Regions from separate parts of the Homo sapiens genome. Here all the other regions are linked to region 1. Evidence: chromatin loops called from intact Hi-C (ENCODE). Cell type or tissue: GM12878. All regions are shown on one strand.

Region 1 (4,000 bases):
TTTGGGAGGCCGAGGCAGGTGGATCACCTGAGGTCAGGAGTTCAAGACCAGCCTGGCCAACATGGTGAAGCCCCGTCTCTACTAAAAATACCAAAAAATAGCCAGGCATGGTGGAGGGCACCTGTAATCCCAGCTACTCAGGAGGCTGAGGCAGGAGAATCACTTGAACCCGGGAGGTGGAGTTTGCAGTGGGCCGAGATCGCACCATTGCACTCCAACCTGGGCGACAAGAGTGAGACTCCATCTCAGAAAAAAAAAAATTAATTTAATTAAAATTAAATTTAAATTTAAAAATAAGCAGTACACGGCCAGGCATAGTGGCTCACACCTGTAATCTTAGCACTTTGGGAGGCTGAGGCAGGCAGATTGCTTGAGCTCAGGAGTTCCAGGCCAGCCTGGGCAACATGGAGAAACCGCGGCTCTATAAAAATGTTTTTAAATGAGCTGGGTGTGGTGGCACATGCCTGTGGTCCCAGATACTTGGTGGGCTGAGGCTGGAGGTTCGCTTGACCCTGGGAGGCTGAGATTGCAGTGAGCCAGGATGGCACCACTGCACTCCAGCCTGGATGACAAAGTGAGACCCTGTCTCCAAAAAATAAATAAAAATAAGCAGTACACAATGGAAAAAAAAAATTTGCTTGACACTGATTCTGAGAAAAAAAAAGACTTGGGAATTTAAATCTACCTCAACCACAAATGAACCAATATTGTTATAGTGTATAAAAAGTTGATATAATCTTATTCAATGGAAGCTTCCAGATCGAGTGCAGTAATTGTCCCTATACCTTGCATGAATTGGACCTCACCTGGAATGTTATGTCTCATTCCAGGAAAGACACAGTAAGAACACTGACAATCCCAACTGTCTCCAGGAGATGCTCTGGATTGCTTAGCACAGGGCCTTGGCCCTAAAGCTGCTCAATAAATAAGGACTGAATTATCCCGAATCAATCCTTCATCATCCTTCCTTCCTATCTCCTGAATTGATGAGGAGTCTGGAAATCATGAAAAATGATTAAAGGAAGTTGAAGGGAGGCAACTTCTGGCTTAATATAGAATATGATTTCTAACAGTGCTGCCGCACAAGGAAATGAAACGCCCAACCAAGTAGGGATCTTAGTACAGAGAGTGTTCCAGCAGGTGAGCACTCATGTACCAAGGATGTTACCAAAGGATTGCTTGCAGTAAGTGGGAGACTGAAGCAGGTGACCTCCAAGAGCTCTTTCAACTCTGAGGTCCCTGAAACAGATGTCAGGGTCTGTAGAGGGGATCTCCATGGCCAGCTCAGGACACTGTAGGGCTGGCCCTCCTCCCTCCTCAATGTGAGCCCCTACTCTATATGCTGAGGAATTCCTCAGAAGGTGACTTTACTGACCTGAGGAATTCCTCAGCATATAGAGTAGGGGCTCACATTGGGGAGGGGTGCTGGGCTTCAGCGGCAGCTTTACCCTTTGTGCAGCCAGGGATAGCCACCTGGTGGGGCTTGTTATGACAGAGTGACCTGCACTGGACACAAGGTAGTGTGTATGCCCTAAATCAGACAGAACATTTATTTTCCCTTACTTACAATAAATCACTCTACTTGTTTTAAAAGGAAGCTGGGCCAGGTGAGGTGGCTCACGCCTGTGATCCCAGCACTTTGGGAGGCCGAGGCGGGCAGATCACTTGAGGTCAGGAGTTCGAGACCAGCCTGGCCAACATAGTGAAACCCTGTCTCTACTAAAAATCCAAAAATTAGCCGGGCGTGGTGGCGCTCGCCTGTAATCCCAGCTACTTGGGAGGCTGAGGCAGGAGTATTGCTTGAACCCGGGAGGTGGAGGTTGCAGTGAGCCAAGATCATGCCACTGCACCCCAGCCTGGGTGACAGAGCAAGACTCCGTCTCAAAAAATAAAAATAAAAATAAAATAAAAGGAAGCCGTTTTCGAAGTCATTCTTCAAGAAATAATGATCCTTAGCTGGGAACTTTGTACCTGGGTGCCCCTTATTCAAATGCCACGTCTATATACTTTTTAAACTTTACTAGATTAGAGCACAGGTGAAGGAGGTAACAATGGGACCCATTCTGCCTTTCCTCACACAAGCACTCAGTTAAGAGTAAAATGTCCAGCGTAAATTGCTAGAGCCAAAGCAGCTGGAAAATATTTCCATGAAGCAATAGTGACATCTAGTGGTCAGATGAAATAATCACACTCCTGCTCACTTCAAGTGAAGGAGGGAAAAACAAAACCCCAAGCCTTTTTACTCTCCTTTTATACCTCTTATCCAACCATACCTGACAGGGAATTGGTTGAAAAATCAAAAAAGTCAGTAAAACAGAGAATCATTAAAATTATACATGCAGAGCTCACTAAACACTTTAACCTGGAACATACACCTAACTACGCATGTATTCACCAATCATGTGATGCATGGCCAGGGTCTCTTTCCTGAATGCAGATCCACCAAGTTGCTGCTAGTCTCTGTTGCACAAACCAAACCATTGTACATCATATACAGTGCCCAGCGTTTGCTTATTATATGGTGAGAACCTTAAGACACTTGTGAAACAAAATTCCCTCCGCTGATTTTTATGATTTTTTTTCTCTTATAGTTGTCTCTCTCACCTTTTATTCAATGATGCTTTTTTGGTAACTCAGTTTTATCGAGCCTTTCCAAAGCTTTCATCTTAGATTTTATAGGAACGGCAACTCTTTCTCTTTGTACTCATATTTCATCTGTTTATTAACTATCTGATCAAATACAAATCCTCCAAACATAAACAGGAACAAATGAAATGGAAGGAAGATGTTTATTTCGATAAGGCTTACCTATGTTCATTTTTTTCCTAAGCCAGGGGGCAGGAGTATTTTTAAATCTGATTTAAATTTCCAACGTCCACTGCAATTATTTCATTTCACCTCTCTCTCTCTTTCCTGCAGCGCAATTTCCCCCACCTCCTTCACTTACAGCCCAAACTCCCATCTCCTGTTCAAATGGAGTAGAGATTCCGTCACTCTCTCCCACCTCTACCTGCTGTACTTCCCCACACCAGCTTCTCAACATTCCTGTTTCTTCAGCCTTCCTTCTTATCTCAAAGAAGAGGAAGCTCCCAAGTGTGCATTTACCATTTGGTGTTTGCCTTTCGTTCACCCAACTGTCCTTCCCTGCGGGACTTTAAACTCCGTGAGGGAAGGAATGTGACTTTACTGGTCTGTGAAGCTCCAGAATCCCATCCTGGCCTGAGAACATTGCTCTTAGTGTCAATAATATGAGGTCATGGCTCACTGGAGAATCGGGATAACACCGAGGAGAGTGGTTAGTCATGCCTTTGGGAGACCTTGAGGAACACAGGTCGTCTACCAGGAGAAGCCGTAATGTCATGTCCAACTCCAGCTCAGAGTTTTGTGAACTCAGTTGTAACTACGATTTTTCAGTTCCCAAATACCTTGTCAGTTCTCCCTTCACATGGCAAAACACAGTGTGTTAACTAAGGAAGCCAAGCAGCAAACCCATGGTGTCTCTTACTCTGACAGTCCACCCTATCCCTTGACACTATCCCAGACTTTTGACTTGAAAGCGTAGCCTAACACCTTTAAAGAACCAAGGCTAATGAAGTTTGCATATCTTTAGGGAAGTCCAAGTGCCTTTCACTGGGCCATCAAGTGCTATTGGCAAGAAAGATAAGGCAATAGGAGAGCCAATGTAAAGCAATTTGTTAAGATAATAGAAGAAATGGAAAGGCATTATGCTAATGTTCGCAAATGTATGCCCAATTAAGGCAAATCTGCCTTGGGGCGATAATGCCTGATCCCTGCATTGGACAGAAAGGAATATTTGGAAGTTTTTCTGCCAGCCTAGTCAAATTCAATTCTGTGTGAATATTAGCCCTTGTGAGTAATAACAGACCTCTTTAGCATCCACTAATTCATATTCTTTAACACACCATCATTTTTCCCTCAGATTAGAAACATACTTTTTTTTCTCTTTAGGCTAAAACATGCCATTGTTCTGACGTCCTTT
Region 2 (4,000 bases), 89 kb after region 1:
GGGGATCAGCCAATATCATACTGAATGGGCAAAAACTGGAAGCATTCCCTTTGAAAACTGGCACAAGACAGGGATGCCCTCTCTCACCACTCCTATTCAACATAGTGTTGGAAGTTCTGGCCAGGGCAATCAGGCAGGAAAAAGAAATAAAGAGTATTCAATTAGGAAAAGAGGGAGTCAAATTGTCCCTGTTTGCAGGTGACATTATTCTATATTTAGAAAACCCCATCATCTCAGCCCAAAATCTCCTTAAGCTGATAAACAACTTCAGCAAAGTCTCAGGATACAAAATCAATGTGCAAAAATCACAAACATTCCTCTACACCAATAACAGACAGAGAGCGAAATCATGAGTGAACTCCCATTCACAATTGCTTCAAAGAAAATAAAATACCTAGGAATCCAACTTACAAAGGATGTGAAGGACCTCTTCAAGGATAACTATAAACCACTGCTCAACGAAATAAAAGAGGACACAAACAAATGGAAGAACATTCCATGCTCATGGATAGGAAGAATCAATATTGTGAAAATGACCATACTGCCCAAGGTAATTTATAGATTCAATGCCATCCCCATCAATGACTTTCTTCACAGAATTGGAAAAAAACTACTTTGAAGTTCATATGGAACCAAAAAAGAGCCCACATTGCCAAGACAATCCTAAGCAAAAAGAACAAAGCTGGAGGCATCACACTACCTGACTTCAAACTATACTATACAGCTACAGTAACCAAAACAGCATGATACTGGTACCAAAACAGAGATACAGACCAATGGAATAGAACAGAGCCCTCAGAAATGATACCACACATCTACAACCATCTGATCTTTGACAAACCTGACAAAAACAAGAAATGGGGAAAGGATTCCCTATTTAATAAATGGTGCTGGGAAAACTGGCTAGCCATATGTAGAAAGCTGAAACTGGATCCCTTCCTTACACCTTATACAAAAATTAATTCAAGATGGATTAAAGACTTAAATGTTAGACCTAAAACCATAAAAACCATAGAAGAAAACCTAGCCAATACAATTCAGAACATAGGCATGGGCAAGGACTTCATGTCTAAAACACCAAAAGCAATGGCAACAAAAGCCAAAATTGACAAATGGGATCTAATTAAACTAAAGAGCTTCTGCACAGCAAAAGAAACTACCATCAGAGTGAACAGGCTATCTACAGAATGGGAGAAAATTTTTGCAATCTACCCATCTGACAAAGGGCTAATATCCAGAATCTACAAAGAACTTAAACAAATTTACAAGAAAAAAATCAAACAACCCCATCAAAAAGTGGGCAAAGGATATGAACAGACAATTCTCAAAAGAAGACATTTATGCAGCCAACAGACACATGAAAAAATGCTCATCATCGCTAGCCATCATAGAAATGCAAGTCAAAACCACAAGGAAATGCCATCTCACACCAGTTAGAATGGCGATCATTAAAAAGTCAGGAAACAACAGGTGCTAGAGAGGATGGGGAGAAATAGGAACACTTTTACACTGTTGGTGGGACTGTAAACTAGTTCAACCATTGTGGAAGTCAGTGTGGCGATTCCTCAAGGATCTAGAACTAGAAATACCATTTGACCCAGCCATCCCATTACTGGGTATATACCCATAGGATTATAAATCATGCTGCTATAAAGACACATGCACACGTATGTTTATTGCGGCACTATTCACAATAGCAAAGACTTGGAACCAACCCAAATGTCCATCAATAACAGACTGGATTAAGAAAATGTGGCACATACACACCATGGAATACTATGCAGCCATAAAAAAGGATGAGTTCATGTCCTTTGTAGGGACATGGATGAAGCTGGAAACCATCATTCTCAGCAAACTATCACAAGGACAGAAAACCAAACACCACATGTTCTTAATCATAGGTGGGAACTGAACAATGAGAACACTTGGACACAGGATGGGGAACATCACACACCGGGGCCTGTCATGCGGTGGGGGACGGGGGAGGGATAGCATTAGGAGATATACCTAATGTAAATGAAGAGTTAATGGGTACAGCACACCAACATGGCACATGTATACATATGTGACAAACCTGTATGTTGTGCACATGTACCCTAGAACTTAAAGTATAATAATAAAAAGAAAGAAAGAAAGAAAGAAACAAAATTGGTGGGGATCAGAGACAAACAGGGCAGGAAGAGTCGTCCCAGGTACTGGATCAGGGAAAGGAGCCAGCCTGCCCTCTGCTGGCCATCTCGGGTAACAGCAGCAAAATGTGGGCGACCCTTTTCGTCTCCACCCAGAGCTCGAGGGCCCAGATATGCCAAAAACAAAACAAGGTGCCCAGGGACAGCAACATTCATACATGACCAAAGCTTTTTGGGAAAGATCACAGGCCAAATGGCAAGCTTTAATGCTTCCTTAATGACCATGTCCTGGCATATCCTTTTCTGCAAATGATGTCGGGGAGGCAATACTGGACAGAACCAAAAAAGAGCTGTAATGGGCTAGGCGTGGGATAGGACATGCATTCATTAGCAACAATTATTTTCCAACACACAGTGTCAAAATATATTTCTATACAGAGTCCATTACAAACAAGTACTTGTTCGTGCCAGTACCAGAAAAGAAAAATGATGTTTCATCATTGTTCAATAGCATATAATCCACTGAAAGTAAAAATTCACAGCAAAAACGCCAAAAAGCAGGTAGGAGAAAACCTCCTGCAGTTTGGGGAGGGGATAAGGTTAGATGCACATTTAAGACTGGGTAAATAAAATTTCACAATGCTGTTAAGGAGGTCCTCAGAACACATCTGAATTTACCTGTCTTTGCTATTCTCCTGCTGCCTGATACATAGGTTTTTGAACTATTTTTCAGTCTTTCTAACTAGAATGATAAACCTAATTTTCTCTATTCCCTCCTCATGTAAAGATTGTATTAACACTGTCAATTAATAAATGTTTACTGGATAATTGCTATACTCTCAAAATGCTTTTAATCTAGCTAGGAAGGCAGCCCACATACACTAGTGCCCTGTGTTCAACAGGAGGTGGCACTAGATTAACCCTACAGCTCCCTCTAGCTCCAAAATCCTAAAATGTTACAATTCCATAAAATTCCTCCATGTTTATGAACTAAGAAACTCCGATCTCAATAGAACCCTGTTGGTGCCCCTTCCCAAGCAGTCCCTTTCCTGTTTGTCAAAGTGATGATTATAAATATGTACTGTTGTTCATAAGCGCTAAGCCTACCCCACCTGCCTCTCTTGCTTTCATAGCCAAATCACCTGCTTCATGTGTGCACACACATGCACACACACACACAAACTTTGATCCAACCTCTTAACTTATCCACCCACCCATCTATCCATTCATCTCACACACATTCAATGAGTCCTACTGTAATGAAGCTGTGTAACAGATGCTGAGAAAAAGAAGATGAATGATACGGCCCCTCCTCCAGAAAATCTATGTCTAATGGGCAGGGAGAGAGAAGACAGATGTATAAAGAAACAAATATCAAATATAATTAGCACTCTAATAGACATAAGTATAGGGAATGGTGAGGTTCAGAGGAGGAAAAATTCATCAATTCTAACAAACGGAGAGGGACAGAAGCAGCTCTGTACGAGGAGCACAGAACAAGCCTAGTTCTCATCCGTCTCACCTCCAGAAAACTCCAGAATGACTCTAATATCCTTGCTGAGAAACCAAGTGTAATGTGGCTTCTGTCCCCACCATTGCATGAAACAGAAACTCCTCTTAAATGAAACATCATTTTTAAAAGGGAAAATTCCAATGCTCTTTCACAACCTTTTCTTACTTCTCTATTTAACTATATGTACACATGTTGTTGACAGCTGTTCTGTGGAAGCTAACCCTGCATCTCCCTGAGACCCTGCCTCTAGCCTCCCACAGCATCTTCCACGCTGCTCTCCTTGTTGGCTCTTCTCTCTCCCAGGGTTCTGCCCTCTCTAACAGGTCACTCCCTTCCCTCGCAGTCTACATGTGGTACC
Region 3 (4,000 bases), 390 kb before region 1:
GCTGAGATCACATTCTCTCCATCACCCAGGCTTAACATCTCATGTCACCTTTTATTCATCCCTTTCTTTCCCAATATCCAATTGCTTATTTCTGTCCAATGTACTTTAGCAACACTTCTACTGCGGTGCCGCTATTCTCGTTAGGTCTTCATTCCTTAAGAGAAACTCTCAAAACACTTCTTTATTGGTCCTATGACTTATTTCCCAATTTAATTAATTATCTAAACTATTGGATTATATAACCTATAATTCACCTCTGATTATGACATTTCAAGGATCAAAAATGTCAGTCTCATAACTTACTAACCCAATCCAAGTTCCCTAACAGCATTAAAAGCCTTCCACTTAATTTTCCATATTTGTACTTTATTGTCCCACTATTCCACTTTATACATGCTCATTTTCTTCTACACCTGTCCTCTCTATCTGATCTGGTAAATTCTGGGTGCTCAACAAAAGCTGATTTCCTTCTGTATGAGTTGCTGTCCTCTCCTTCCCCCTGCCATCTCAGTTACAGGAAAGCATCCTATCATTTGTATATTCCCTCTTCATACAGGAAATTAGTGTTCATGGAAAAGCATGTAAAATCTAGGAAACAGACAAGTATTAAGAAAGAAAAGCAGAGTGATTGAACTCCAATTTCAAAAGAAGACAGCAGCAAGCAGGATACCATAAAAGCATCAGAGTATCTGAAAAAGTCAGAATTGTTATACCTGGAACAATGGATGCTCAGAGCCTATCAGAATTCTTCTAGCTGAGTGCAGTGGCTCATGCCTGTAATCCTAGCACTTTGGGAAGCCAAGGCTGGCAGATCACTTGAGGTCAGGAGTTTAAGACCAGCCTGGCCAACATGGTGAAACCCCATCTCTACAAAAAAATACTACAATTAGCTGGGCATGGTGGCAGGTGCCTGTAGGCCCAGCTACTCAGAAGGCTGGAGTGGGAGAATCACCTGATTCTAGGGAGTTCGAGGCTGCAGTGAGCCATGAGTGTGCCACTGCACTCCAGTCTGGGTGACAGAGTGAGATCCTATCTCAAAAAAAAAAAAAAATTCTAGGTGATTCACTGACATATGGAATTTATAGTTTAGTGAAGTTGAATATATATGGACTTAACTACAACACAAGACAATATAGTAAAACTTGTACTCCAACCATGGTCCAAAACACCTTAGAAGCACAAGGAAATTACAAATTCTGTGGTATGAAGAAAATGTCACAAACTACCATCTGACAGAGGCCTTAAAGACTTCAACCTGTTGTGATAGAGAAGAGGTCCAGGCAGTAGGAACAGCCTAAAGGAAAGGTAGAGACAGAAAATGTTAGATATGTGTGAGAAATAGGAAAACAACTGATAAATTCTCAGTCCCTAAGCTATTACTGTTTCAAATATCTCTACCACTTATAGTTTTAATGAACTTATCCTAAAGAGCCACTGGAGGTCAGCATTTTATTCAGTGAATTCCTGAAAATATGCAGATGATTATTTGCAGAGTGAATTAGTTGTTATCAGAGAAAATGTTCACAATTCATTTTAAGGACTATAACCTCATAACATAAAATGGAAAAATGCAAAATCAAACCATCTACATGGCTGTACTACGTACATCAGATACTCTAGAATTAGAAGAGACTTTAGGGAAAATCTAGGTCAACCATGTGACCTAAACTGTGTCTATCAGGTTCTACCTCCCAGGAATTTAGGATCAAGGCTCAATAATATAGTCCCTCCTTATGAAGGGACACATAAATACTCAGGAGCTGCTGAGCAGCCACATCTAACCATGAAGAGAAAAAAAAAAAAAAAAACACCAGCAAAGAAAAAACAGTGAAGCAAACTAGAGACAGGGAATGTTCTAGATTTTTCCAGTCCCTTATCTCAGGCCCTAAATGAGGTCTGCCTGCATTTGACTTCCAATGGTTTTCCAACAAATTCCTTTCTTCCTTTTTGCTAAAACTAGTTCATTTCTGTTACTGCAATAGAAGCTTAAATGAGGCAATAACCAAAATCTTTCATAAAGTCAATTGTTCGATGCGTTTGTTTGATCTTTTCTATACTTTCCTTTTTTGTACTTCCCTTAAAGCCATAAACATGACTTCAGCATACTATACAGACAAATATATGAACATGGATGAGGGACTGTGCTGAGCAATTTTTTTTTTTTTTTGAGACAGAGTTTTGCTCTTGTCGCCCAGGCTGGAGTGCAGTGGCATGATCTTGGCTCACTGCAACATCCGCTTCCCTGGTTCAAGTTATTCTCCTGCCTCAGCCTCCTGAGTAGTTGGGATTACAGGTGCCCACCACCATGCCCGGCTAATTTTTGTATTTTTCATAGAGACAGGGTTTCACCGTGTTGGCCAGGCTGGTCTCAAACTCCTGACCTCAGGTGATCTGCCTGCCTCGGCCTCCTAAAGTGCTGGGATTACAGGCGTGAGCCACCACACCCAGCCTGTGCTGAGCATTTTAAAAGGAAAACCCATCATGGGCAGGAAAGAGAAAATACAGAATATTCAAAGTAAATCCTTGAGATACAGCAAGAAGAAATGCTAACTAACAACTGGCAAATTAAATAGCTGATTACCCTTCCATCCAAATCCAGTTTAATTCTGCTAAATCAGATAGGTAGATCCAATTCAATCTTCTCTGAGGTAAGATCAAAAGGTGATAACCCATTATAGGCTATTTCATCTGGAATGCTCACAGATAACTAGCCTTCCCAACCACAGAAATGTTTGGATGCTCTCTGGCGGTATCCCTAACCCAGACCTAAATAACAAAACTGAATATCAAACTGTCTTAAGGCCTGGGCTTAACTATCCCCAAAAACCAGTTAGGCATTTACCCTATGACATAATCAGCACTTTCTGCTATTAGATGAGGAAGAAAAAGTGATAGAAGCTTAACACGGAATCTGTCCAGGTATGTATGTATCTTTGTGCATGTTCCAGGTATTAACACAATCCTGAGACAGATCCGGACTCTCCAACACTGGACCACACCCATCACATCTGGCTAAGGTAGGCCAGTTTGACATGTATAGCAAGTCACAGGCTGACAATCAGAAGTTTGAACCACATGTAGTAGGTGGCTCTGAAGAGTTACATAAACAAAAACAACATTATAGGATCTTGGAGTTAGAAGAGACATGGAAACTGTCCAACTTAATAATTTTACCGAGAAGCTAAACATGGGAATCAAATTCATCAACCAAATCCATAACTATGATAAATTAATTATACAGGTGCAGATAAATTAGAGGGATTGTGACCAGATTATGACAGAACCAAAAATGCAGTGGTGTGATCACGGCTTACCACAGCCTCGATCTCCCTGGCCCAAGCAATCCTCCCACTTTGGCTTCCCAAGTAGCTGAGACCACAGGAGTGAGCCACTATGCCCAGCTAATTTTTTTTTAATTTTTGTAGAGACAGGGTATCCCTATGTTGACCAGGCCGGTCTCGAACTCCTGGGTTCAAGCAATCCTCCCACACTGGCCTCCCAAAGTGTTGCATTACAGGCATGAGCCACCACACGTGGCCTTAAAATCTATTTTTAATTATTAAATGGCATATGTATTAGAAAAACTGATGAACCTTACTGTTGGGATAGTCTTTGGATATTCTTTTGAGTTGAGCAAAATAGCAAGGATTTCTGACTTAATGGATTAACATCTTAGTTAAAATATTAGAACAAGCACTTTTAAAAACAAAAAGCAGTGTGTTGATTCAAAATCTAAATTACATTGTATGCTGCAACCTTGCCATACAAGCAGTTTAAGCACTGTGACAAAATTCTAGATAAGTAGCAAAGAGCTACTTATCTTAATATAAAAATTTCCAGATATTCATATAGGGCCCTAATAAAAGTCATCAGAAATTAGACTGATATATCAGCTGGGACCGGAATTAAAAGAATATATGTTTAAATGGTCCAAATATAAACTTGATGTTCAAAATTACTGGCAAGGGGCCAGTACAGTGGATTCTGGTCTTCGAAGGCC
Region 4 (4,000 bases), 230 kb before region 1:
ATACAGTGTTATTAGTAGTTGACTTACATTTCCTTAGCTTTACCTAATGTCTTTTTTCTATTCCTGGATGCTGTCCAGGATAGCACATTACATTTGGTAGTCATGTGTCTTTAGGTTCCTCTTGGCTACGAGTTTCTCAGACTTCCCTTTTTTGTTTGATCACTGACAGTTTTGAGGCATACTGATCAGGAATTTTGTAGAATGTCCTTCAGTTGGGTTTTTCTGATATTTTTCTTGTGACTAGACTGGGGTTATGGGTTTTCAGGAGCAAGATCACATAGGTAAAGTACCATTCTCATCACATCATATCAAGGGCACATACTATCACATGACTCATCACTGTTGATGATCTTGATCACCTAGTTGAAGTAGTGTTTGTCAGGTTTGTTACTTTCCCCACTTTCCACACTGCACGCTATAAAAGGAAGTCACTCTGCACATCCCACACTTCAGGAGTGGGGAGTTACGCCTCGCCTCTTTGAGGACAGCGTCTCTAAACAAATTATTTGGAATTGTTCTCAGCACAATCTTCCATAACCAGGTCCTACCTACATTTTGGGCTTCATCCCCAGCTGCTCCCTCCCTCTCCCATTCCAGGCTCATCATACTACAGGTCAGCACCTGCAGATCCTGCATGGTGCCATTCTTTCTCATGTCTCTTGCTCTCACTATTGCCACTGTCTATGCATGGATGTTCCTTATCTTTCCCCCTTGCATGCTCAATTCCCCTTTGACCTTCAAGACTGCTCAAGTATGCTCTACTCTAGAAAGTCTTCCCAGAACCCAGTCTGCCTCGAAGGATTTTCCTTGAGTCCCAAAATACCCTGTGCATTTTCCCACCATGGCGTTCATTCCTCTCTATTGTTTATTCTCAACACACTCCCTTGTTAGACTGAGAGTTCTTTGACAGCAGGGCTGTCTTTTTACTTACCTTTCTATCCCCTGTGCTTATATACGGCAAACATCAGACACCGGGTAAATATATTTTGAATGAATGAATGAACAAACAAATGTGCAGAATTCTAGATACAAGATTTCTTCTATGAATTTCCAGTCATTCTGCCTTATCAACAATCACCACATTCTGCCTTGTATTATGGTTGTTTAGGTACTTGTCTTACTTATTTTAGTAGCTCTATTGCTCTTTGAAGGCTATGATCATGTTTTATTTGTACTATAATTTCCAGGTCAGTGTCTTACATATAATAGCTGTTTAATAAATCTTTGTTGAATAAGCAAATGAGTTAATGAACAAATAAATGAAGCTGCCTGCACACATAATTGATGAGAGGGAATCGCACAAGGAAAGGAAGCATAATGAACTGGAAAATAAATGGCAGAATTTTCAAACGAAATGAAGTTGACTTGCCTAGCACATTATTTCCAAATTTTTATCATATGCTAGTAAATATTGTCACATGTTTGTTTAAAGAAATTTAAAAACTTAAATCAATTCTTAATGAAATAGCTACATAACTGCTCCTTAACAACAGAAAGGAGAGTCAAGCCTGATTCATCTCTTAGAGATAGACCTCCCTACAAAAAGAACCACGCTGCTACCCTTAAAAATCACTGTTGTATAACAAAACATGTGTTCCTTTGTCCCCTTTAATAACCAAACGAGTTTATATCAAAAATTTTTTAAATAGCATTTCTCTTTATCTATCTCTAATAAAATATAATTTTTCTAAGTGTCCTGTGCTGGAGAGAAGTAAACAGAAAACAACCATTCTGGAAGAAAAAAAACGTCCTTATAGCAAGATAGATTACCATTGTTATCAACACCAAATTCAACTGCTGCAGAAGAACCTCACTCAGAGGAAACCGAGTTAGGAGAGAATTTAGTTCCTCTTTTTCTTGCACCAAAAAATAAATTTTATGAATATTTCTCAATTAGTATTTGATTAGGAAAACCTGTAGAGGGCGTCCTTGCACCAAGAGCCATAGAGGTTTGCGCAGAACTAGAAAAAAATGTTAAAACCACTCGCTCCGAGTTAAAGAAAATGCCTATTGTGCTGTGAAATTATTATCTTTACCTGGGTGACACTGGCATTATAACATTAAAGTGTTTTAAAAGTAGCCTAATGTTCATACATTATATACATGAATATTCATAGAAATAAAAAATAATGCAATGTTGGGAAACAGGTAAATATTTTTATTGTAAAGGAAGAATCACTGTGAAGCTTTGGATGCAAATAGACTTAATTATGATTTATTTATCAGTATGAGGTATAAGTTACTAAGAGAATGGGCTTTGAAATCAGAGTGTCTGGGATTTGAACCCTTACTCTCATTTACCAGCTGGATATCCACAGTCAACTTACTGGACTTTTTGAGCCCTCTTTCCTCGTCAGTAAAATAAGAATAATAGTAGTACCTACTTAAGAGTTGTGAGGATTAAGTAAGCACTTAAAATAAAAGTACTTTAAAAATTAAGACACTGCAAGTTCAAATCAGTCATAGACTTCTTGTCTAATTCCTTTTTTCCTTTTTTTTTTTTCTATTGGTTGGTTGTATAGCTGCAAATATTTCCTCATTGGAAATCTATATTCTCAGAACCTAACACTGATTTAACTTGATGCCTGCACATGTCCACCATCTCTTCTGTTGTTTCTGTTTGTTTTTCCCTCTTGAGGCATCTGCTACTCTATAAAGGACTGATTGAAACACCACGCCCAGCCCCAGACATTTGATCCTTGAGGCATTTGTCACAGCTTCGGGTACTAAAGAACAAACACAAGTAAATGAACCTTTTATGAGTCCGAAGGCTAAGTTTTTTAATTAAAAACAAAACAAAACAAAACCCTTTTGCTTCCGTTTTCTTTGTGCATCCGAGGAATTAGGCAGGAGGCAAAAATCAGTTCTTTCTGCTGGGCCAGGTGGATAGGTTATGCTGCAGCCCACTGCCGGCCAAGCATGCTTCTCACAGACGAGGCCAGAGCCTTGGTTTTGCCCCCACGCACCTGTGAATTCGGCAACTTTTAAAAAATTATTTTATTTATTTATTTATATATTTTTTGAGACGGAGTCTCGCTCTATCGCCCAGGCTGGAGTGCAGTGCCACGATCTTGGCTTAATGCAACCTCCGCCTCCCGGTTCAAGTGATTCTCCTGCCTCAGCCTCCCGGGTAGCTAGGACTACAGGCCCCCGCCACCATGCCCAGCTAATTTTTGCATTTTTAGTAGAGACGGGGTTTCACCACGCTGGCCAAGCTGGTCTCGAACTCCTGACCTCAGGTGATCCGCCCGCCTTGGCCTCCCAAAGTGCAGGGATTACAGGCGTGAGCCATCGCGCCCGGCCGAATTCAGCAACTTTTAAAAAATATCAGCAAACGTGAAGATATCCACGATGTTAGAGGAGCCCTACCCCGGAGGGTCAGGTACAGCTATCGTCCAGGGCCCAGGGCACTCTTCCGGGCACTGCCGGGTTATCAGGGAGACAGACGGGAATCCCCAAATGCTGGGTGTCGGGCAAGTACCAGCTGGACGCCCTGCGCCTCGAGCCAAGGCCAGCGCCTGCCATCGGCACCATCGGACAGTCGAGCCTCGAGTTTTAACTGCTTGGGAGCGCGCAAAGTGCCAGCCTATCGCAGAACGGAGCGCATAGGGTTGGCGGAGAGAGGAATCCTACTGGCTGAAAGGGAGACGAAGGGCAATTTGCGCCTTCAGTGAGCGCCGGAGGAGGAACAGGAGTCATCACCTCATCATCATCATCATCATCATCATCACCATCACCATCACCATCATCAGCACTCAGTCAAGCCCAGCGTTGTCTGCTCTCCCCATTTCCCTCCCCCGAAGCCTCCCTTGGCCCGAGGAGGTGGCGAGTGATGTCCCAGGGGTCTCTGAGTGCCCTTCTCCGGGTCCGCCAGCCCTACACGCCCACTTCGCGGGCGCTCCACTGGGCGCACCGCACTGTGAATGCAGCCTCGGGGGTCCCTCGCGGCCCCGCCCCCGGGGGGGCCCCACAGCGCCCCCAAGTGGCGGCCGCCCAGGCC
Region 5 (4,000 bases), 220 kb before region 1:
TAGATAATAATGTTGTATCTGAATTCACAGAATTAGCTGGTCTTTGCACGGGAAAAAGTAGGAGTAAATGAAACAGAGTTACTACAGGAGCAATAGAAGGGACAAGTTAGCATTTCAGAATATAAATGTAAGGTAGGACTCTAAATGTAAGCCTATTGACTGGTAGAGTCCAGGAATATTCAACAGTTCTGTCTATGAGTGGTAACTTTGGTGACGGATGGAGGTAGATGATGGGATGCTTGACTAAGGACAAGGAGCCAATTAGGAAATTATATGAGATACCATGAAAGGTGAGGAGCACCTGAACCAAGGAAGGCAGTGGAGAGGGAGGGGAGGTGTAATCGACAGGACTTATTGAGCATGGGTGTTAATGGAAATGAGGGAATAGAGATGACTTTGAGATTGTTGCATGGATAATGATGTTGTAACTAAGAAATCAATAACTAGAGCAAGGGCAGAACAGTTTGGGCTGCAAACACATGGGGATCCATTTGGAAATTCCTGGATACATATTTTCTACTGAACATTCAGATGGCAAAGTCTGGTAGACAATTGAAAAAAATTTGACTCTGAAGCTAAGACATGAAGTGGAGAATGGAAACATTGATTTTGAAGACTGAATCCTCCTTCCCCTTCTCATCTGCCCTATCACCCTTCCTTCTTTTGACCTCCACTCAATAAATATTTATTCAGGTCCTGTCTAACACCAAAGCTTAGGTTGAAAATGAACAAGACTAATGTAAATTGGATATGATGCTTGCTCTCAAGGGGATCACAGTCTAATGTGGAAACAGATATAACCCATATAACAATACAATATTAAACGTATTATAATTGCAGTATGAAGAAGGTGCTATGAAAGTACTGAGAAAGGAGCATTAACTCGGCTGGGGGAGGAGTGAATTATCTGCATAGGGTTCCTGGTGTTCTTCAGAGCATACTCTGAGACTGTCACACTAAGATACTAACAAGTGGAACAACTTTTGCTCTGCTTAACTTCATGGCTTTTATGTACTTGAGATAATTGGGCCTACTATAGTCGGCCTTCAGCTTGCCATTAATTCTTTGGAGATGAATATGACAAATGTCACTATACCACCAGGTGACAGAGCAAGTCAGTTCTTCCAAATGAAACATCTAGAACAACTCTTGAGGAAACTTGTTTGTGGGAGCTGAAGGCAGGCCTAAATAAACATATATTTTAGTGCTTATTAGGATGCCTTGTTTCCAAGGGCTATTTCAGTATCAATAATGGATGTGCCACTGGGAGGATTCGCATCTGAAGCCAAGTCCAGGTAGGAAACCTCCTACTTTTTAAAAATGTTTAACTTTTAATTTTTTAGATGGAGTCTTGCTCTGTTACACAAGCTGGGGTGCAATGGCATGATCTCAGCTCACTGCAACCTCCACCTCCTGGGTTCAAGTGATTCTCTCACCTCAGCCTCCTGAGTAGCTGGGGTTACAGGAGCTACCATGCCTGGCTAATTTTTGTATTTTTAGTAGAGACAGGGTTTCAGCATGTTAGCCAGGCTGGTCTTGAACTCCTGACCTCAGTGATTAGTCCACCTTGGCCTCCCAAAGTGGTGGGATTACAGGCATGAGCCACTGTGCCAGGACAGGACATCTCCTGCTTTAGACAATAACCAGATGGATCCCAATAGACATGTAGAATTACTCTGATTCCTGCATGTTTGAAGCACATTGAAGCAATCAATATTTTTATTCACAGTTAGAACTCAATTAGGATTGAGGTTGTATTTATATTGCTGTCACTTATAGCAGTAACCAGCAGATGGCAATGTAAAAGTTACTTCTTTATGGAATTTTTCATCTCAACATTGTTTTTTTAAGCTTGCAGGTGCTCTCTGTGTAACAGAAGCCCATTTGTGATCTTTATGTCACTCATTTCAATAGCTCATTACTATATTCAGTAGGTTGGAAAATAAAGTTTCCCAAATTCATTGCCACTGATACAATTAAAACTCCTCAAAAGTTAGAACTTATCCTCATTAAAAATGTGAATGATTCATTACACACCGATTACATATTCTTTTTCTTTTAAGTAATTGCTCAAATTTCGGCAGAAGTCAAGTTTTGAGTTATCTCTCCATGTTCATCCAATTTCTTCTTTGCCTTCTCTGGCTGTATCTTTAGAAGACACAGAAGAGCAGAGTTGGAAGAGATTCCAGAGCTCATCCAACTCAGTGAGCTCAATCTTTCTCCAAAGTATCAATTAATTGTGGTCTCTCAGCCTCTGGTTGAACATGCCCAGTGGCAGGGAGCTCATTAAGTTGGGGTTTAAAAAATATTTTTGGGATGGGCGCAGTGGCTCACGCCTGTAATCCCAACACTTTGGGAGGCTGAGGCAGGTGGATCAAGACCAGCCTGGACAACATGGTGAAACCCCATCTCTACTAAAAACACAAAAATTAGCCAGGCGTGGTGGCGAGCACCTGTAATCCCAGCTACTGAGGAGGCTGAGGCAGGATAATCACTTGAAACTGGGGGGCCGAGGCACATCACTGCACTCCAGCCAGGGTAACAAGAATGAAACTCCATCTCAAAAACAAAAAAAATAAAAAAAAATATATATATATATGATCATATATATATATGATTCTGTTAATCATAGAAAGTTGTTTTCATAAATGAGTCCAAATCTGTCTTCCCAGTATAACTTGAATATCCCTGGGCTCTACCAGCCTGTGGGCTTACATTTGGAGATTCCTACCTTGCATTTATACTCTGAAGTGCCAACCTGTCCCCTCTACTGCTCATGCAGGCATTCTGTTTCATTTACTCATACTTTTTCCCTTGCAAAGACCAGCTAATTCTGTGAGTCCTTGGAAGAGTTCCACATATGCCATCCTGAATGGAGATATCCTGACCCATGGTGCCACTGGTGAGAAGTCTGCTTCTCAGATTTGAGTGCAATCTGTCCATGCTTCTTAAGCTGTAAACACTCAAGGGTCAAGCTGGCCTGTATTCTCTACAGGACTTATGGCCTCAGAACAGCTTGGTGTCCTGTGCAGAATGGAGAAGAGTCTACCCCTTTCCTCATTTGGCATTGAACTTTGTCACTTGGTATCTAAAGCAGTCCAATGGTTTAGGTGTGGTTTGTCCCTGCAAAAACTCATCTTGAAGTTTAATTGCCAGTGTGGCGGTGTTGGGAGGTGGGGCCCAGTGGGAGGTGTTTGGGTCATGGGGGCAGATCCCTCATGAATCTATTGGTACCACCCTCACAGTAGCGGGTGAGTGCTTTCTCTCGTGAGACTGGATTAGTTTCCATGAAAGTGGGTTCTTAGAAAGTGGGTCAAGCCTTCTCAGCTACACCCTGGTGCACTAGTCCAAGCCCCCACAAAATCCTTCATTTCCCTTACTCTGCAAACACCTGCTTGCTTTCTGCTTCTCCGCCATATTGTGACACAACACAAGGCCTTCACCAGAAGCCAAGCAGATGCTAGTGCCATGCCCTTGGGCTTTCCAGCTACCAGAATCAAGAGCTAAATAAACTCTTTTAAAATTACCCAGCCTATTCTGTTACAGCAACACAAAACAGACAGGCAGCATGGCTTAATACCCTGAGCCCAGTGAAGTACACCAATGTTAAGTTCCTTCAGCCCATGTCCCCGTAGAAATCAGGCCTGGTCCTTAGGGCCAGGCCTTAGAATCTTTCAGTACCAATGTGTACCTCTAACTTCCTTCCCCCTTATTTCCTAGGCAGCTGCATAAACAAACTCCCCATTAGTGGGTCCCTGGCATCTCATGCATGCCAGTGGGTGCCACAGACCACCAGAGACACAGCTGAACCCAAAATCCCAATTGGAGCTCTACTCCTATTCTCCTGGTCACATCAGTAATTCCTGGTCTTGGTTCTCTCCTTGTCCTCTGGAGCCACTGGAGTATGTTTTAACCCCTTTCTTACTTGAAATCAGACCACAGGCATTTTAAACCAGCTCCCATCCCCTTTAAATCATCTTTTCTTTATGATAAACACCCC
Region 6 (4,000 bases), 340 kb before region 1:
GCTGACATTATAAATATTACTGTTCTCATCAAATATCCTTAAAAAATGTACACAATGGTTCAAATTAACAAAGACACCTACAGATCTAAAAAGCTAAGTACGAGGAGGAATGAAGGCCTTAAATCTCTTAGTTATAAAATAGTAAGGGTAAGAAAAGAGGATCTGTTGTTATTTTCCCTTTTTCTGTTTTCCTTTCCTTTATTAATATCACTTGACATCCACTCATTATCTGGAATACAAGAAAACCATGGAATGTTCATTTTATGGGTACACATTCTCAATAAACAATTGATTATTTAAAACCTCATTAAGGACTTAATGGGGTGTTGAGGTCTAAAATATGCCACTATTTCCACAAATATATATACGGCATTCTAGAGTATTAGAAAATGGAATTTTTATAAAAGCAAAAATTGAATTATTTGCTTGTGCCAAATAGTTGATGCTAATACTGTAGCATACATAGCATATACCTGATTTTAACAGTTTAAACTGTTTTATTATTCACTTTTTGTAGCCACCTGGAAAGCTGTGGGCACGGCAGGGGTTGGTCAGCTTTTTCTTTTGTCCGTAAAGGGCCAGAGAGTAAACACTTTAAGCTGTGCAGCCATATAAATTTCTTTCTTTCTTTTTTAAAAGCAAGCTTTAAAACTGTTGTAAAACCACAGCTCACAAGCCATACAAAAACAGGCAGGCTGGATCTGGCCCATAAGCCATGGCTTGCTAACCTCTAAGGTAAGGCATTCCAGCATCATAAAACAAACATTTTCCAATAACTGATGACAAAAATCAGGAAGAAACTAAGTTTTTAATTTTTAAGGCACAACTTTTATTACTATTGTTTATTACTATTTACTTATAGGCAAGAGCTCAGTCAGTATACCACTGACTGCTTCATGTAAATCTTTCTAAATTTGAAGTATATTTTCCCAAATCTTAAATCTAACACATTATGTGTGTACTCACGCATACCCCCATGAACTCTCCCAAATGTTCTTTATTTTCAAAATCGTGGGTCAAAAATGTGTACTTTAAAACCCACATCAGATGCTCTGAACTTGGATTACAGTTTCCAAGTACAAAAATAATACTGTTTCATTAAATAAGGCAACAAAACTTTAGTTAGTAAGAAGGGAAAAAGGCACTGGTATAGGGAGAAATCAAGCAAGGACTAAAAACCTAATATGGATAGTTTATGAAACTGATAATTTACACAGTAATAGCCATGCAGCCTTCCAGCTGGTGAATATTCTAGTGAACTGTGAGATGATCTACACTATGCATCAGATGGCACCTTTTAAAATTAATTAAAATATAACACACAGAAATCCACAATGCTGAACAGGATGTAACTCCTGATTCAGTAAGAATTGTATGATCTTTCACCTGCTAGAATAACAGAAAAAAACATAGTCTTTAGAATCAAGTAGACCCAGAACCAGATGCTGGCTCCATTACAGATTAGCTATATGTACAACCTTAAATGGGACAAGTGAAAAATATGCCACCTATCCAGATGTATCTACTTTGACCACTTTTTCAGATCCTAACCCTTAATAGCACCAGTCCCTTGCCCACTCAATAGCTGGAGCTAAGGATTATGAATCCACTCCATCCACTTAAGAGGCAGAACAATATATAGAAAAGAGCAAGTACTTTGGTTCTATTCCCAGTTCCATCACATAGTAGCTGGATACTCTAGTTATTAGCCCCTCTATGGTTTAGTTTCTTTATGAAATGGGTCTAATACCACCTATCTTGTTGGATCATTCTGAAATTAGAATTAACATATAGAAAGTACCACACTGTACTTTATAAACCTTAATTATTATCATAAAATTTCCCCCTCACTCCACTTCTCAGAACACTCATTTTTCCACACAGACTTTTATTAACAGTAATTAGCATTCTAGGCCATAAAAGTCTATCCAGCCCCATAATTTGACACATTTGCAGCTGTCTACTTTCCTATTATTTTCTTCACAAATCTTAAACATATTCATTGTGTTAAAGGTTAAGAAGGTTTTGAAAGCAACCTAGGAACGTAAACCCATTCATTACATTATTCCATAAAAAGTTATACAAAGTCACTACCATCTAACTTAAAAACCAATCATGTATTTTCACGGAAATATAAACTATGTATTTCTTCAATGTTCCACCAGAGGGACCTCTTAACTTTTCACAAATTAAAATAAGCTTTCAATATCAAAAACAACGAGTTTTTTAAAAAGCTCAAGAAGAGCACTGGAGTAGTTAGAAAAATAGTGTTTAAATTATTTAAATTAGTTATTAAGTTTATTTAAATTTCCTTTGAAGGAGAAAACTGGATAAAGAATTAAACATAAATAATTAAATTCAAGAAAACAAAAATATGTTACTGAGGCTTATTCACTCATTTTACTCCATCAAACATTTACTATACTCACTGTGCTTAAAATGTACTAGAAGTTGTGAAAAAATTAGCTTACACTTGTAGGGGCTCTACACATTCTTTGGTTTATTTATTCCTCAATCTAAAAACTTAAATGTGTTGCTGGTGAAACTATAGTGCAAATACATGAAAATATGTAATAGATCTCTTTCTCATAAGCAGAAGGCCCTCCATATAGATATTATAATCCTTGTTTGATATCAACTTTGTAGTGAGTTTCCTCCATATTTATGCCAGAATATGGATAAAATAACATAGAGAATTTTGGCTAGATTGTGCTAAAGCAGTCATTTTAAATTGGGAATTAATATAGCAACATATATCAAAAGCATTTTTAAAAGTTCATGCTCTTTGAACAAGTAATTTCCTTTTTAGGATTATTTCCTAAGAAATATTAGAAAATTAAATACTATATGCAAAGATTAGAGTGATTTCATAATATTGAAAAACCACAAACCAATAAAATAAAATCATACCATGAAATATTATTCAGTGATAGAAAACATTTTCAAAAATCATTCAACGGTTTTTGAAATACACACAATAATTTCAAGGGAAAGACACATGAATATTTATAGTATAAAATATTTATAATAAAGTAATATTAGCTTTAGAAAAAAATATTTATAATACTAATTAGAGGAAAATGGACCAAAATTTTACCAGTTGTTATCCTTAGGTAGTGAATTTGAAGCTTTTTTTCCTTTCATTTTCCATATGAATTAAATAATGAGTGTTATTTAATTTATTTACTTATTTTTGAGACAGGCTCTCACTCTGTCATCCAGGCTGGAGTGTAGTGGTACAATCAAGGTAATCCTCCCATCTCAGCCTCCCGAGGAGCTGGGACTACAGAGGGTCTACAGAGCCATGTGCCACCACACCTAGCTATTTAAAATTTTTTTTTTGTAGAGACAAGATCTCACTATGTTCCCCAGTCTGGTCTCCACCACCTGGGCTCACATGATCCTCCTGCCCTGGCCTCCCAAAGTGCTGAGATTATAGGTATGAGCCACTGTGCCTAGCCAATATTATTTAATTTTATGTTGAAAAAATAAGCATTATTAAAAATAGTACTTTAAGACTTTTATATAGACCTTAAAATTACATTTTTGGGGGAAAAAAATCCTGTTTAAAGCTCTCTCTGTTTTGCTTTTGACAGTACAAACTGCGTCTATGGTGGTGACAAACCACGGCAGGTTTTATAGCATTTGAAAAACATGAAAAATGAGATTCCAAAAAGAAAAGGTAACAAAAACACACATACATAAACCTAACTATAAAAAAAGAGTATTAACATTTTACATAATTCTTTAAGAATGAAATTAAATTAATCCATAATCTTATAAAAATATGCCACAGAAATTCTACTAAATTAAGACAAAACCGAATATGAAACATAAAATAACTCAAGATAAAAAAATCTTCTAAAGGCTACAGAGTTCACTGCAGAAAAAGCATTTAATACAATGTAACATCTCTTCATGATAACTCTCAACAAACTAGGTACTGAAGGACACAATAAAGGCCATATATGGCAAACCCACAGCCAACAGCATACTGAAT
Region 7 (4,000 bases), 85 kb before region 1:
AAGGATATGAACAGACACTTCTCGAAAGAAGACATTTATGCAGTCAACAGACACATGAAAAAATGCTCATCATCACTGGTCTTCAGAGAAATGCAAATCAAAACCACAATGAAATACCATCTCACACCAGTTAGAATGGCGATCATTAAAACATCAGGAAACAAAAGATGGTGGAGAGGATGTGGAGAAATAGGAATGCTTTACATGGTTGGTGGGAGTGTAAATTAGTTCAACCATTGTGGAAGACAGTGTGGCAATTCCTCAAGTATCTAGAACCAGAAATACCATTTGACCCAGCAATCCCATTACTGAGTATATACCCAAAGGATTATAAATCATGCTACTATAAAGACACATGCACATGTGTGTTTATTGCGGCACTATTCACAACAGCAAAGACTTGGAACTAACCCAAATGTCCATCAATGATAGACTGGATTAAGAAAATGTGGCAGATATACACCATGGAACACTATGCAGCCATAAAAAAGGATGAGTTCATGTCCTTTGCAGGGACATGGATGAAGCTGGAAACCATCATTCTCAGCAAACTATCACAAGGACAGAAAACCAAACACCACATGTTCTCACTCACAGGTGGGAGTTGAACAATGAAAACACATGGACACAGGGCTGGAAATGTCACACACCAGGGCCTGTCCAGGGGAGGGGGAATGGGGGAGGGATAGCATTAGGAGAAATACCTAATGTAAATGACGAATTGATGGGTGCAGCAAGCCAACATGGCACATGTATACCCATGTAACAAACCTGCACGTTGTGCACATGTACCCTAGAACTTAAAGTATAATTTTAAAAACCCAACAAATAAAAAAATTTTTTAAAAAGTCAAATAGAGAAAGACAAATGCTGTATAATCTCACATATATGTGGAACCAGAAAAAGTCAAACTTATAGAAACAAAATATAATGTTGATTAGCAGGGGCTAGGAAGTCAGGGAAATGGGGAGACATTGGTCAAAGGGAACACAGACTATAATTAACAATACTGTGTTGTATATTTGATATTTCCTAAGAGAGCAGATATTAAATGTTCTCACCGCAAAAAAAATGATAACAAGGTGAAGTAATAGATATGTTAACTGACTTTATTTTGGTCTTTTCACAATATATACATACATCAAATCATCACATTGTACACCTTAAATTCATACCATTTTATTTGTCAACTATATCTCAATAGAGCTGAAACAAAAATAAATCCCAAGACAGTAATGTACATGTTATTTAAATAGTTTTAGAGTCTTTGTCTCATTTAATTTTTAAAAAATGATGGAAATTGTCATTTTGGAGTGTGTCTGTATGTGCTGTTTAAAAGAGACATATCTTGCCTGTATATTAGAAGGCACAACCTGTTCTCTCCACTCCTCATTATGCATGCAAATGCAGGCAAGTTTCTTAACCTTTCTGTACATCAGTTTTCTCATACAATGGAAAATGGTATGTCAGTTAGAATGACTTTGCTACACATAGTAAAGCGTCTCCCACAGAAAGATTAAACAATGAGAATGTTTATACTCTTGCACAAAAATTCAGTGACAGGTGGTACTTCAGTGTATCTGCTTTGTCCTCACGCTGGCTCCTCTTCTGACCCCACGGTTACTCCTTTTCAGGCATCCTGTGCAGGTACAACCATGAACAGCAGCAGAAGGCCTGTCTCTTTCCAGGGTATTTGTTAAAGAATAAAGAAACCTTTCTCAGAAACTTCTCAGCAACCTTCTCATCACCTTTCATTGGCTAGAATCTTATCTGTTGTTATGTCCAAGAATTTCCTTTCAAGGGCAATTGCAAAACAATGACCTTTCAGAATTACCCCTATTGCTGAAGGATGGAGACATGGAGACATAAGTTTTGTATGGGAAGTAAACACTAAAAAAAAAAAAGCGCCATCAGCAAGAAAAAAATGAAGAAAAATAGCTGTTATATGTTATATAGGCACCCAACAATGTCTGTTACAAATGAGGATAGTATAATCATACATTTCCCACAGAGTTGATGTAAGCACAATATGTGAAAGTTCCTAAAAAAATATCTGGCCCAAAGAAGACATTTCATGAATATTATTCTTACTTCCACTTTTCCTTTCTTTGTCTCTTTTCCTCTAATTTCAGTCTGCCTTCTTTCTCTCTCCTCCATTTATTGGCTTAAAGGATTGAAACCACAGTATGTTAACCAGCAGCCTGGGAAAAGTCCCATGGTGCTCACCTCCACCCCTGTGCTGACAAACTGTAGGTTACCCTCAAAAACCACAAGGCTAATGTCCAACTGCCTTCAGGGCACTCCCTGAAGCTTGGAGAACATTTAAATAGCATAGAAGATCTAATTAGCAGCAGCCTAGTCCTCATGAGCATTCTTTACACCACCATCCAATTACCCATCCTGTGCAGTCAATTTGGGTGCAGGTTTTGGTAACAGAAGCTTTTCCATATTTAGTCATCATGATAATTTATGCTTAAATATTTTGTAGGTTTGTTGTATGATTAAAGTGACTACAAACACAGATAGTTCAGTTTCAAATGAAAGCCCTGTAATTCATATGCACACACATAGTTTTGTGGAAAGGCATGGTTAATATTGTACATATAGTCATTTAAAATGCTAAGTGTATCAAATGACAGCAAAGTAAAGAATCTTCTTATTTCCCTTTTCCTGGTGGCTTTCTGTAAACTGACTTCATAGGTTTTGGAGGTTGGTTTTGTTAAAATAATAATAACAAATAATAGTTAACACTTATTGAAAGCTCACCAGAAGCCAAACACTTTTCTGTGTGCTTTACATTTACTAACTAATATAATTTAATTTAAATATATTTACTTAACTGGAATGAAGAAACTGAGACACCAAGATTAAGTAACTTACTCAGGATCAAGCAATCTTACTCCTAAGCCTACTCTCTTAACTATGTTGTAATGAAAACCCTACTGTTTAAGAAAGCTGGAGTAGGTTTGCTAATATTTGCAACATAAAATGGACTAAATGATGGTCTGAAAAAGGGTTACCCAGTCTCCCTTTTCCTCCTCTGCTCCTTACACCTGGAAAATATTTAGTATCCACCACCCCATCATAGGCTCCTCTGTCTATCCTTCTCTTGCCCCTAGTTCAATTTGTCATGTTAAAAAAAAATTGAGATACACACACACCAAGTACTGTCCCACTCTGTAGCATCTATCCTGGAGAGAACAAAGCCTTTGAGGTGACCACTAGGGAAGCTATGTTACAGGAGATTTACATCTCAAGGACAGCTAGAAAGGCACATTCACCCTACTTTTCCCAACCAGAAATGAGCTGATTTAATATTTGGCCATACTAATTTTGTGAAGATAGATGCATAGTATGGGATGAAGAGATCCTAGACTCTATTCCCACCTCCACCATCACTCCAATGTCCCAACATTACTTCTGCCATTTTTTCCAACCTAGAATGTTTTCCTGCCTTCTCTCCATTCATGCCCTTCCTTTACTTTCAAATTACTTATTTTTTTATTATGGCACAGTATTTAATTTCTCCAGGAAAATTGAAAAGATGAACCTAAATATTGTATTGCATTAAGGAATAGGGAAGAAGCAGAACTTCAAGAGCCCCTGTGAGGTTCATATCACCCTGCTCACTGATGTCTACAATTACAGGCAATCTCAAGTAACAAAATCATGTGCTACCATATTACCCAACTCTAGTCCCCCAGCCCTATGTTATCACATCTTGCTTCACTCACTTACCTAAAGCAAGCAATGTTCTAAACAGTTCTGGGTAGCAACCAATTTTTTTAAAGTAGTCATCTCAATAAAATGTAAAAGAATTGCCTGTTACATACTTAAAAGACACTACTGAACTCTTGGATGTAGGTGAATAGGTTTGTAGTTGCTAATTAGAACTAAGTTGCTCTGCAGAAGAAAGGCTGGTTGAGGGGCTAGGAGAGGGTGTTGTAGATTCCAGCACAAGGAAAACAAGAACAAAAAAATTAGATGATGCCCAGAGGAA

What was found. A loop is a pair of places that touch in the nucleus more often than their neighbours do. Peaks named below come from ENCODE experiments on the same cell type or tissue, not always from the same donor. Only the 100,000 strongest peaks of a DNase experiment are listed, where the experiment ranks them.
Region 2: it touches region 1 in a loop (6-fold over the local background); 11 of 110 quality-filtered maps call a loop at or near these places.
Region 3: it touches region 1 in a loop (4-fold over the local background); 10 of 110 quality-filtered maps call a loop at or near these places.
Region 4: it touches region 1 in a loop (7-fold over the local background); 71 of 110 quality-filtered maps call a loop at or near these places.
Region 5: it touches region 1 in a loop (4-fold over the local background); 40 of 110 quality-filtered maps call a loop at or near these places.
Region 6: it touches region 1 in a loop (7-fold over the local background); 74 of 110 quality-filtered maps call a loop at or near these places.
Region 7: a loop joins it to region 1, with 2.6 times the contacts of the local background. A loop is called at or near these places in 2 of 110 quality-filtered maps.

Annotation. Positions count from the first base shown.
Region 1 is chr12:64,889,236-64,893,235 of GRCh38, reverse strand. All of the region lies in intron 1 of LINC02389 (long intergenic non-protein coding RNA 2389), which reads right to left. Among named protein-coding and RNA genes, the nearest start is that of LINC02389, 7.5 kb to the right of the region's middle. RefSeq lists enhancers at 3,099-3,740, 3,741-4,000. In GM12878, a CTCF peak has its summit at 2,165 (motif pointing left); a DNase peak (open chromatin) is centred at 2,136; H3K27ac peaks cover 999 bases.
Region 2 is chr12:64,800,626-64,804,625 of GRCh38, reverse strand. It overlaps a transcript of TBC1D30 not described here. Among named protein-coding and RNA genes, the nearest start is that of TBC1D30, 22 kb to the left of the region's middle. In GM12878, CTCF peaks have their summits at 2,232 (motif pointing left) and 3,049 (motif pointing right); DNase peaks (open chromatin) are centred at 2,234 and 3,786; H3K27ac peaks cover 1,394 bases.
Region 3 is chr12:65,280,485-65,284,484 of GRCh38, reverse strand. All of the region lies in intron 1 of MSRB3 (methionine sulfoxide reductase B3), which reads right to left. Among named protein-coding and RNA genes, the nearest start is that of MSRB3, 3.8 kb to the right of the region's middle. In GM12878, no CTCF peak of the experiment used is centred here; no DNase peak of the experiment used is centred here.
Region 4 is chr12:65,121,573-65,125,572 of GRCh38, reverse strand. No RefSeq gene overlaps it. Among named protein-coding and RNA genes, the nearest start is that of WIF1, 2.3 kb to the right of the region's middle. RefSeq lists a silencer at 3,948-4,000. In GM12878, CTCF peaks have their summits at 1,927 (motif pointing right) and 3,990 (motif pointing left); a DNase peak (open chromatin) is centred at 1,972; H3K4me3 peaks cover 131 bases; H3K27me3 peaks cover 284 bases.
Region 5 is chr12:65,104,960-65,108,959 of GRCh38, reverse strand. All of the region lies in intron 2 of WIF1 (Wnt inhibitory factor 1), which reads left to right. Among named protein-coding and RNA genes, the nearest start is that of WIF1, 14 kb to the left of the region's middle. In GM12878, a CTCF peak has its summit at 1,778 (motif pointing right); no DNase peak of the experiment used is centred here.
Region 6 is chr12:65,230,864-65,234,863 of GRCh38, reverse strand. All of the region lies in intron 4 of LEMD3 (LEM domain containing 3), which reads right to left. Among named protein-coding and RNA genes, the nearest start is that of MSRB3, 46 kb to the left of the region's middle. In GM12878, no CTCF peak of the experiment used is centred here; a DNase peak (open chromatin) is centred at 2,144.
Region 7 is chr12:64,974,611-64,978,610 of GRCh38, reverse strand. It overlaps LINC02389 (long intergenic non-protein coding RNA 2389), which reads right to left. Exons shown (of 3, transcript NR_033988.1): 3 at 1,089-4,000. All of the region lies in intron 2 of LINC02231 (long intergenic non-protein coding RNA 2231), which reads left to right. Among named protein-coding and RNA genes, the nearest start is that of LINC02231, 16 kb to the left of the region's middle. In GM12878, no CTCF peak of the experiment used is centred here; a DNase peak (open chromatin) is centred at 2,220.